Regions from separate parts of the Homo sapiens genome. Here region 1 is linked to region 2. The links are chromatin contacts, found by Hi-C or POLR2A ChIA-PET in ENCODE. All regions are on one chromosome and are shown on one strand. Each heading gives the region's core, a stretch centred on a gene start or an enhancer-like site at or near the end of the contact. The rest is flanking DNA. Distances are from core to core; before and after follow the strand shown. Region 1 overlaps SLCO3A1 (solute carrier organic anion transporter family member 3A1). Region 2 overlaps SLCO3A1 (solute carrier organic anion transporter family member 3A1).

The links. Hi-C counts contacts between places; a loop is a spot of excess contacts on that map. ChIA-PET counts read pairs that join two places held with the same protein, here RNA polymerase II (POLR2A). Pooled maps may share reads with other maps.
Region 1: POLR2A ChIA-PET joins it to region 2 with 16 read pairs in activated CD4-positive, alpha-beta T cell. The contact joins two enhancer-like sites. A Hi-C loop is called at or near these places in 4 of 168 maps with a recorded cell type or tissue (dorsolateral prefrontal cortex, gastrocnemius medialis, left ventricle myocardium inferior and 1 more) and 6 of 50 pooled maps. POLR2A ChIA-PET finds 5 or more read pairs at or near these places in 1 of 52 experiments (activated CD4-positive, alpha-beta T cell).

Annotation. Positions count from the first base shown.
Region 1 is chr15:92,093,021-92,097,809 of GRCh38, reverse strand. It overlaps SLCO3A1 (solute carrier organic anion transporter family member 3A1), which reads right to left. Exons shown (of 10, transcript NM_013272.4): 3 at 2,831-2,929. Among named protein-coding and RNA genes, the nearest start is that of SLCO3A1, 240 kb to the right of the region's middle. Within about 2 kb of position 1,894, at least 3 of the 41 ENCODE cell types and tissues checked have a DNase peak (open chromatin) inside an H3K27ac peak, as active enhancers do.
Region 2 is chr15:91,870,695-91,875,867 of GRCh38, reverse strand. All of the region lies in intron 1 of SLCO3A1 (solute carrier organic anion transporter family member 3A1), which reads right to left. Among named protein-coding and RNA genes, the nearest start is that of SLCO3A1, 20 kb to the right of the region's middle. Within about 2 kb of position 3,212, at least 8 of the 41 ENCODE cell types and tissues checked have a DNase peak (open chromatin) inside an H3K27ac peak, as active enhancers do.

The sequences.
Region 1 (4,789 bases), core at 645-3,144, 220 kb before region 2:
GCTGACTCCCTAAATAGGATAAATGATATTCTTCTGCCCTCTACCGGTAAAGAGCTGTGCCACACGGTGCCTCACGGTGCCTCCGGGAAGGACGCAAACAAAGACCGTGACTGACAATGCACCTTGCATTCTTTGGAAACAGAAAGGGAAGTCCGCTATCAACTTGGTGGGGAAGCCTGTCATCAGCGAGATGCCCACACGGGACTGAAAGGAGCCCACCTGCCTTACATCCATGCAGGCACCAAGTAGCCAATGAGCCTGGAACCATGGATCACACCGCTCCACCCTGGGCCTTAACGGGCAAACAGAGATGCCGAACACAGTAAGATGGGAACAGCATTCCAGGCTGAAGGAACAGTCTCAGCAAATGGAGGGAACTGGGAGTGGATGGGCTAAGCCCCCTCCAGCCATCTGTCTACCCGCTGGTCATTTCAGGCACTGAGAAAAGGTGCTGTTTCATTCTCCTAAGAGAGTTTGGTGAGTGAAATCTCCACAGGCAGGCTCAGGAGATCGGGGTTTTATAGAGATACATTCCTTGGATTGGGGACATCCCTTCCCCTCTCTGTGACTTGGTTTCCTCATTTGTAAAATGAAAGAGTTGGAAAGGAATGATGTCTGAGGCTCTTTCCAGCTCAGATATTCTGGTCATTCGCAGGCTTTTGGTTCAAGGCCACCACTGATAGCACTGAGGGCAAAATATGCTATCTGGCCACTTTGCTACCCTTCAAGGTGGCTTCCCCATTGCATCAGGAGTATGCCTCCTCTCTATCCCCTCTGCTGGCCCTGTCTTGTGCTGCCTTGGGTGCAGTGGTGGAAGCTGGCCTGTCTATACGAGCAAGATGGAAACTGACTCACTTCATGTGTCCTGTGTCTTCCCAGCCTACCTGTTACCACACTCCCTAGGAAACGGGTTCAAAGGGCCAGCCGACGGCTGCAAAACACCAGCACTCAATCACCTTCGGAACAGACTCAGCACTTTAAAAGTATAAATAAATAGGGCTGCCTCTGATTTTTTTTTTCCACTTGGAAATTTGTAACATCATTAGCTACAAGTAAATATATCAGTAGGATTAATGGAGTGAATCACAAAGCGACTTGGATTTAAAACCACATTATTTCTTTGGGGTGAATTAGTAAATTTAGCATTGTCAAGAGATGATGGATTGAGAACCTGGGGACTGAGAATTCTTACTGATCCTGAGGATAGATCGGCATGAGAAGCAGAGGCTGGAATGGCTTCTCACCCTCTGTTTTCAGAGAGAAAGGAAATATGGCTTTGCTGCATGCTAAACTACATGGAAATATAGTGTTCCTTTTCAGACACAAGGTAGAGATGTGACAGCACATGGTAGGCAATGACCCAGACGGTCCCCTAAAGTCCCTGCTGCCTGGTATTCTGGTCCTTGTGTAATAATCCCTTCTCTTTCCATAGTAAACCTGAACAAGTGACTAGCTTCTAACAAACGAAATACAGCAGAAGTAATGAGATGTCACTTCTGAGATTAGGTTATAAAAAGACTGTGACTCCTGCCTCAGGTGCTCTCTCTCACCTTCTCTTGGGTTGTTTGCTTCAGGGGTGTCACGGTGAGGTAGTCCCCTCCTGTGGGCCCATGGCAGTGAGCTTGGAAGTGGATCCTCCCCAAGCTGAGCCTTGGGATGATCCAAGACCAGGTTGCCACCTTGCAACACCTTGACTGCAGCCTCATAAGAGACCCTGAGCTAGAACTGCCCAGTGAAGCTGCTCCTGTATTCCAGACCCACAGAAAAAAATACGAAAAACAGTATGATAAGAAATGTCTGCTGTTTTAGGTCATTAGGTTTGGGGTTATTTCTTATGCAGCAACAGGAAACCAATACACCACGTGACTTGCTTTGGTTAATGAAATATGAGGGGAAACACTGTATGTCATTTCTGAGTAGAGGTTTCAAGGGCCAGAGTAAAACTGGTTTCCTGTCTTGGTAACTGTGCAAGCTGGGGTCAGGATGGAACTTCTGTGGGCCTGGGCCTGGGGGGCTGAGAATGCTTATCGATCCTGAGAGTAGATCTACAGGTCACCACGATGAGCCAAGTCTCCCTGACCCTGACACTGCTGACCTACACTGCATATGTAGTGTGACCAAGAAATAAACCTTAGTTGTATAAAATCACTGAGGTTTTGGGACTGTCTGTCACCACAGAATAGTCTAGCCCATCGATCTAGCATCCCATTCAATCCCACAATCATGGATTGGGGAACTCAGGGTATTCTGAGAAATGCACTTGCACTTCCTGCTAAGAACACAGGTTCTGCTTAAAATGGTTTTGAATGTGGATATTTCCTCACAAAGGCCACCACAACAGTGTCTTCTAAAAGGATGTTCCAATATTCTGTCTCATTGACCCCGTTTGTACACTTGCACCTCCAGAACACATGCTCCAACTTTTAGTTTGGAAAGTAGGATCCTCATATAGGTTAATGGGCCCCCACTCAATGAGGATATGCCAAGCATTTCTACACAGACACTCTCATTAAATTCTTATCTGCCAGGCCGATGTAATTATTGTTACCCTTTATTTACAGATAAGGAAAATACAGATTTGAGGAGTAAAATCAGCTATTGGGGGTTATTCAGCCTCTAGGTAGATGTTGGCAGAACCCAGACTTGAGTCAGGCCCTCTGAACCAACACTCACGTTCTTTCATCTAATCTCGGGTGAGCCCCAGCTACAGAGGCAGGGGCATCAAGACTGTCTCTTAGCAAGAAGGTTTTAGAACCCACAGGCTGAAGCCGCATTTATGAGGGAGGAAACGCTTGCGGATGGAAGGTAGACATGGAGATATATTCCTTACTTGTGTCAATGAAGACCGCATCCACGTAGATTTTGGTACAGAAAGAGCCCAGGATAAACCCGCAGGCTGGTCCAAATACCAGCATCGTGAACAGGATTCCTGAAGGAAGATGAAGAAAAAAATAGATTACAAAACAGAAGCTATTCGATGAGCAAAATCACCAAAGGTCAAGGAGATTATTTTACATTGATGAGATGAGATGACATTAGGAATTCATCTAAAAATCCTAGAGGGGAAAGGCTGAATTTCTAATTTTTGGAAACTCTATGAAAGCACTGTATATTATGCTACAATTCTATAGTATTTCAGGTAGGTTGCTTTGAAATTTGTGTCCCTTACTTTTAGAGGACTTCACCCCACATCAAACATATTAAAATACATCCGCATCTATCATTAAATATTTTTTCTGCCATCCACACTTTTGAAAAGGCTTTTATAATTTTGCTTTTACATTTACTTACTTTTATGTAACTTATTTAATTTATGGTTGGCTAAGATCCCTTGACACCCACTGTGCAAACTCAAGAATTTTTTGTGAAGTGAGGATAATCTATGCCACAAATTATTTTCAAATATAATAAAACGTTCAAGACTCCGAAATTCAGCAAATAACAAAGTTCACACGATGGTAAATATCTAACATTTAATTACACATTTATTAATTTCAATTCTTCAATTTCTGTCCACGTTTTGAAGTCATTATCTGTTTCCACTGTTGTTGTGGCTGCTTGTAACAGCTGTTCAGGAATTAAGTGATTCTGTAGCACTTGAGAAAATGGCAGGCTCTGGGCAGTGCTTAAGTATCTGATCGATACAATACCTGGTATTTTACACAGAAATTTTAGGACATTCTGGGAAAAGTACTGATCCCAAATTCAAACCCACAGGCTGTATCTATTTAAATTTCAATTTGGTAGACATTTCTTGAGCACTGACAGTTCTCCAGGCCCTGGAGGCAAAAATAAGAGTCCAGAAAGTGGCCCTTCCCTTTAGAAGCTGGCCATCTGATGAGGACAGTCAGTGCATGGGTAATTCCAGGCCAGGCAGCTCCAAGGTTGGGTGCTAACAGGCCACACGGGCACCTGGAGAGCAGGGTGAGAGATGAATGTCACTTGCTGGGAACCTAAGCCCAGTGGAGGGTAGCTCTCCAGCCTAGTCTGTTCATAGGCGTAGACCAACTCACCCTAAATTCTCTCGGTGATGTCATTGTGGAACCAATCACATATTCATCCATTCAGTCAAGTTTTACTGAGCTCCTTCTATGTGCCAAGTACTATTCTCAGGGTTGGGGATTCAGCATTGAACCAACCAGTAAAAATCCTAGCCTCGCTGACTTGAAGCTTTCCCTCCTCCGAACTCATTCATTGACTTGAGGTGGGGAAAAACAACTTAAACTACACAGAGGAAGGCAAATGGTTTTTAAATACCGGGCAAAGGAAGCCGCGTAATATAGTTTGCATGTTTGTCCCCTCCAAATCTCATGTTGAAGTGTAATCCATAATATTGGAGGTGGGGCCTAGTGGGAGGTATTAGATCATGGGGGCAGACCCCTTATGAATGGCTCAGCACCGCCCCCTTGGTGATGGGTGTGCTCTCACTCAGTTCACACAAGATCTGATTGTTTAAAGGAATCTGGGACCTCCCCTTCTCCCTCTTGCTCTGGCTCTCGCCACGTAATGTGCCTGCTCCCCCTTTGCCTCCTGCCATGATTGGAAGCTTCTGGAGACCTTCACCAGGAGCAGATGCCAACACCATGCTTCCGGTACTGTCTGCAAAACCCCGAGCCACTCGAATCTCCTTTCTTTGTAAATTACCCAGCCTCAGGTATTTCTTTATAGCAAGGCAAGAATGAACTAACACACATTTACACACGGGAACCCAGAACCCTGAAGCAGTCATTTGAACGGGGCTTATAGGAGATGTCTGATGAAGGAAAGAATGAAGAAAATGTTTTATATC
Region 2 (5,173 bases), core at 1,963-4,462:
CACATGATGATGATAATATATACATAAATCAGCATGGCTGTGTTCCAATAAAAGTTGACTTACAAAAGTAGAGAGCAGGCCAGGTTTGGCCCATGGGCTATAGTTTGCCAACCCCTGCTCTAGAATCACTGTCACTGCTTCATGTTTATTACCTGATTTTCAGTCATCCTGTGTTTCTCTATTGTGAGTTACGGCAAAACCTTCAAAGCAAAACACGGACTGAGCAACTGTCTCCAGGGACCGATGGAAGGAATGACAGAGAATGAGGCTAAGACTTATCACACACAAGTGCTTCCCAGGCAGTAACTCCTTTCACGCTCAGGAGAGCCCTCTGTGGCAGGTACTTTAATCATCTCCAACTGACGGGGGAGGAACCAACCTAGGTTTACGTCACATGTGACGGGCAGAGCTGGGATTGGAATCCAGGCAGTCTCTTGCTCCAGAGTCCAGTTTTTACCCTGTGGAGAGAGTAAACTGGAAAGGCAGTGCCAACATCATGCCATGGAGCTGGGGGAGGAGACCATGATCCACAGTGGGAGGGGAGGGTCAGAGGAAAGGGAGGCAGGAGTGGCTTCATAACAGAAGTGCAACTAGGATCTCCTACAATGAGCTACAATGTGGGACAACACTGCCGCCCCTAAAGGACTAAATGAGATGACATGTGTCAGGTACACACAGCGGATGCTCAGTAAATGGTAGAGATCACTGGTAACCAAGTCAGAGCCTACTCAGAATTTCAGCAACTGACTCATCTATTAAAAGGGCACCAACACAGACTGTCTGCCAACTTCAAGGCGGCAAATGTCTGTTTCATGTGGAGTGGTGTGGATGTAACCACCCATCTCAACCTCATGGTCAGCCTTAGCACCATGAGCAGGGGTCAACCAGGTGTTTTAATACAATGTACTTGAAAGAATTCCTCACCAATTATCTCCTCTAATCAAGCAAAACTTAAATCTAGTCAAGCAAAAGCTAACTTCCATTGCACAGGAAATACAGAGAAAAGAGACAAGTTAAATGAAACCACGAGGAAATAATCAGATACATTCAGAATACGAAACATTACAGAAGATGTTCTGTGGAATGACAACTGACCCAACCCCTTCAAAAAGTTAACCTAGTGGGGAAAAAGTGGGGAAATTATTCCAGATGAAAGCTCTACAGCGATGATCGGAGCGGCATTATTCACAATAGCCAACATGTGGAAGCAACGGAAGTGTCCATCGACAGACGACTGGATAAGCAAAACGTGGTCTATACATACTATGGAAAATTCAGCCTAAAAAGGAAGGAAATTCTGACCCAGCCCCCAACTTGGATGACCTGTGAGGACATTATGCTGACTGAAACAAGCCCGTTGCAAAAGGACAAACACTGTATATGAGGCCCTAGGGTAGTCAGAATCATAGAGATAGGAAGTGAACAGTGGTGGCCAGGGCTGGGGGAAGGGGAGTGGGCAGTGATCTTTAATGGGTATGGAGTTTCCCTCTGGGAAGAAGAGTTCCAGAGGTAGATGGTGGTGATAGTTGCACAACGTTGTGAATATACTTAATGTAGGAGTCCCCGCTTATCCAGAGTTTCACTTCCAAGTTTTCAGTTACCTGAGGTCAACTACAGTCAGAAAATAGTGAGCAACAGTAAGATGTATTGAGAGAGACCACATTCACATAACTTTTATTACAGCATATTGTTATAATTATGTTGAATTATTATTGTTGTTAATCTTACTGTGCCTAATTTATAAATTAAACTTTATCATAGGTATATACATATAGGAAAAACCATATCATATATAGCATTTAGTACTATCCAAGGTTCCAGGCATCCATATCAGGGGTCTTGGAACATATCCCCCAAGAGCAAGGGGGACTACTACACCACTGAGTTCACTGTACACTTCAAAATGATTAAGATGGTAAATTTTATGTGTAATTTTCCACAATAAAGAAAAAAAACAAAGGAAATGACACAAAATCATAGAACAAATGAAATGTATGATCTTGAATTGGTTTGTGGCTGTTTATAAACAAATAAATAGTTCCAGAGAAAGCTAGGTATAGAGCTAGAAATGGCAATTGCGATAGAGATATTTTGGGAACATTTTGGAGAAATCTGATATGTAGGAAGTATTAATTGAAATTAGGGACTACTTAATTTTGTTAGGAGTGATAGTAGGGTTGCAGTTTTATAGGGAAATGACCATAGTTTATGAAGAGGTATACTGAAGTATTTAGGTGTGAAGTGTCATCATTTCTATAATTTACTTTAAAATGGTCCTGAAATAAAGTATGTATGTATGTATGTGTGTGTGTGTGTGTGTGTGTGTGTGTGTGTGTATGAATGTAGCTGTATATATGAAGCAAATGTGTCAAATCTTAACAACTAGTCAGTCCTAGGTGGTGAGTACATGGGTGTCCACTGTACTATAATTTCTACTTTTTTGTTTCGTCATAATAGAATTAAAAACAAAAGTGGGGCAAAATTGCCCCACAGATGTCCCAGGGTTGCTGTCAGTCTGAAATGACATAATCCCACAACACTGAAACTGGCTGAACACTCCACACATGTAAGATGGCATGGTACTCACTTTTGTTTTCGAGGAGAAAACTGACACCCACAGTAAATAGATGGCTCTCCCATCAGCATCTTTTGGCAAACATCAACATGTTACTCAGCGCTGTGGAATACTTTTTGAATAAGGTAAATGTAATTTTGCACTAAAATTTTGAAAAATGATCGCTTGTTGAACAAGTAAACACTAATTAGAGTGTCTGTTCACACTGACACAGAACACTCTGTAATTTTGTGGGAATTGTTATGGCAGAAATATTACATAATGGCCCATGTGTTTGAGTGGCTGGCTGTTCAAATCAGGAACGCAGGTGAGTGCTGAGCACGCAGGTAGCTGCATGCCAGGAGCAGGGGCCCTGTGACCAGCCCTGGAATGTATAACAGGTCTTTTTCAGAGCACTCTTGTCACTTACAGACGCCACCATGCCCTAAAGGGGAGGAAGGGAACAGAGAACAGATTCTCTGGCCCTGGTGAAGTTATTCTCTGGTCCCAGTAAAGTCATGTTCAATGTTCATTACCTTTTCCCTCAGTTTAAAAGAGAGAGTGAGAACAGTGTTCTCTCACAGGTGGTAACATGTTAAAATAATATCAACACACTCAAGACACTGAAGCATTCAGCTGCGAATTTTTTCAAGGCGTGGTGTGATCAAAGAGAAGGGAATTTAGAGCTGGAACCAAGAGACTCAAGATCAAACACTAGCTGTGCCAACTTGGGCTTGGGCACGTTCTTTCTTTCTTCTTTTTTCTTTTCTTTTTTTTTTTGAGACGGAGTCTCATTTTGTTGCCCTGGCTGGAGTGCGGTGGCATGGTCTCGGCTCACTGCAACCTATCCGCCTCCCGGGTTCAAGTGATTCTCCTACCTCAGCCCGCCGAGTAGCTGGGATTACAGGCAACTGCCACCATGCCCGGCTATTTTTTTGTATTTTTAGTAGAGAAGGGGTTTCACCACGTTGGCCAGGCTGGTCTCGAACTCCTGACCTCGTGATCTGCCCGCACTGGCTTCCCAAAGTGCTGGGATTACAGGCGTGAGCCACCGTGCCCATCCAGCACATTCTTTAACTTCTAGAAGTGAGCCCTATTTCCTTATACGGAAAAGAGAAATAATGACATCTACTGCATGGGATTTGTGTGAGAGTTCGATCAGACTGCTTGTGTCCTCCCGGGCACACACCACATCCTCGACGAAGGCAATTCCCCTTTCCACAGAGGATTTGACTCCCCACATCTTTTGTGACCAATCCCTTGAACTCATCATCCCATTTTGTAATTCTGAAAAGCAAAACAATGAAAAGAAATGAGCAACCAGAATTTGTATCAGCAAAACAAAACCATAAGCAACCTACCATACAGAAATAGGGAAATGGAATACAATGGAATATTACACAATCTTTTCAAATGTTGCTAGACATTTCCCAGTTAAAATGGTAGAATTAAACCTCTGTATAAAATCTCACTCTTCCTAAATTTGAATTAAAAAAAAATTAAACCTGAAATAAAACACTTATCAGCCAAAAAAAAAAAAAAAAAAAACCAAAAAAAAACAAAATGAGCACACCCCAGTGTCATAAAGTCAAAAGGTGCCTGGGAAATAAAATAAAGGAAAAAGAATCCAGTGTGGCAAGGCTCAGAGCCCTGAGTCAAACACCCTCAGGAAGACAAAACAGTGAATAAATAAACATTCTGAGAGTTTTCATCAATATCACCACATCTAGAAAAAAACACCTGAGTAGTTATCCCTATATTCTCTTCTTCTGACTAGGGAAGAGAGAAAACATCTGCTGGGGAGAAAAGGATGAGATGATGCATAAACCGTGGTGTTGATCATCTCTGCTGCAAGGAATGAAGACTCTGGGAGTCCAACGTGAAACCCAAGGCTGACCCGAGGCCACAGAATACTGCCAGAGGGTGTGCAGTGTGTGCCCCCCACACAGGAAGACCGAACCCACTTAAAAGGGCCTTCAAAAGATCCCACAAGTGAAAGCTGCCAAGACCACATCTAGCCAAGCCTACTCAGCACCCAGCATACGACCTGCTACAGCTCAACTGGCCCAAGACATTTCATAAGTCTTCAGGCTACAGAAAGCATGAACAGAAACAAAAAACCAGCCTTCAAACTTCAGCTTGGTAGCAAGAAGAAAAAAGATAGCCTTCAAATAAATAAATCAAAGAAAGATATAGCCTGATTTACTTCAGCAAGAATAAAATGAAAAACCACAAGGCATGGTTATCTTTAAACACAGACTCCTGGAAAGGCAAGAAAGCAACAGTAGGTGTCAAAGACAAAGAACTCAAAATAAAAGAAAACGTAACTCAGCCAGAGAAAGATACCCCCCAAAAGATCTTTGAGCCATAGAACTTAATAAGAATATGAGTTCAATACATCAAGAACCCAAAGACAACATCTAAAAAAGGGAAAAAAAAAAGATTGTAGATCTAAAGAAATACGTTGAAAACTAAAGCCAACCCTAGAAAATAAAGATATGAAACAGAATCTACACAGGACTAAAGAAAGATGGTTTAAAATCAATTTTCTGACTAGAGGAAAGCTAAAAATAAACATGGTGAATGCAGATAAAAAAAAGGGATTCAAGTAATCGAAGC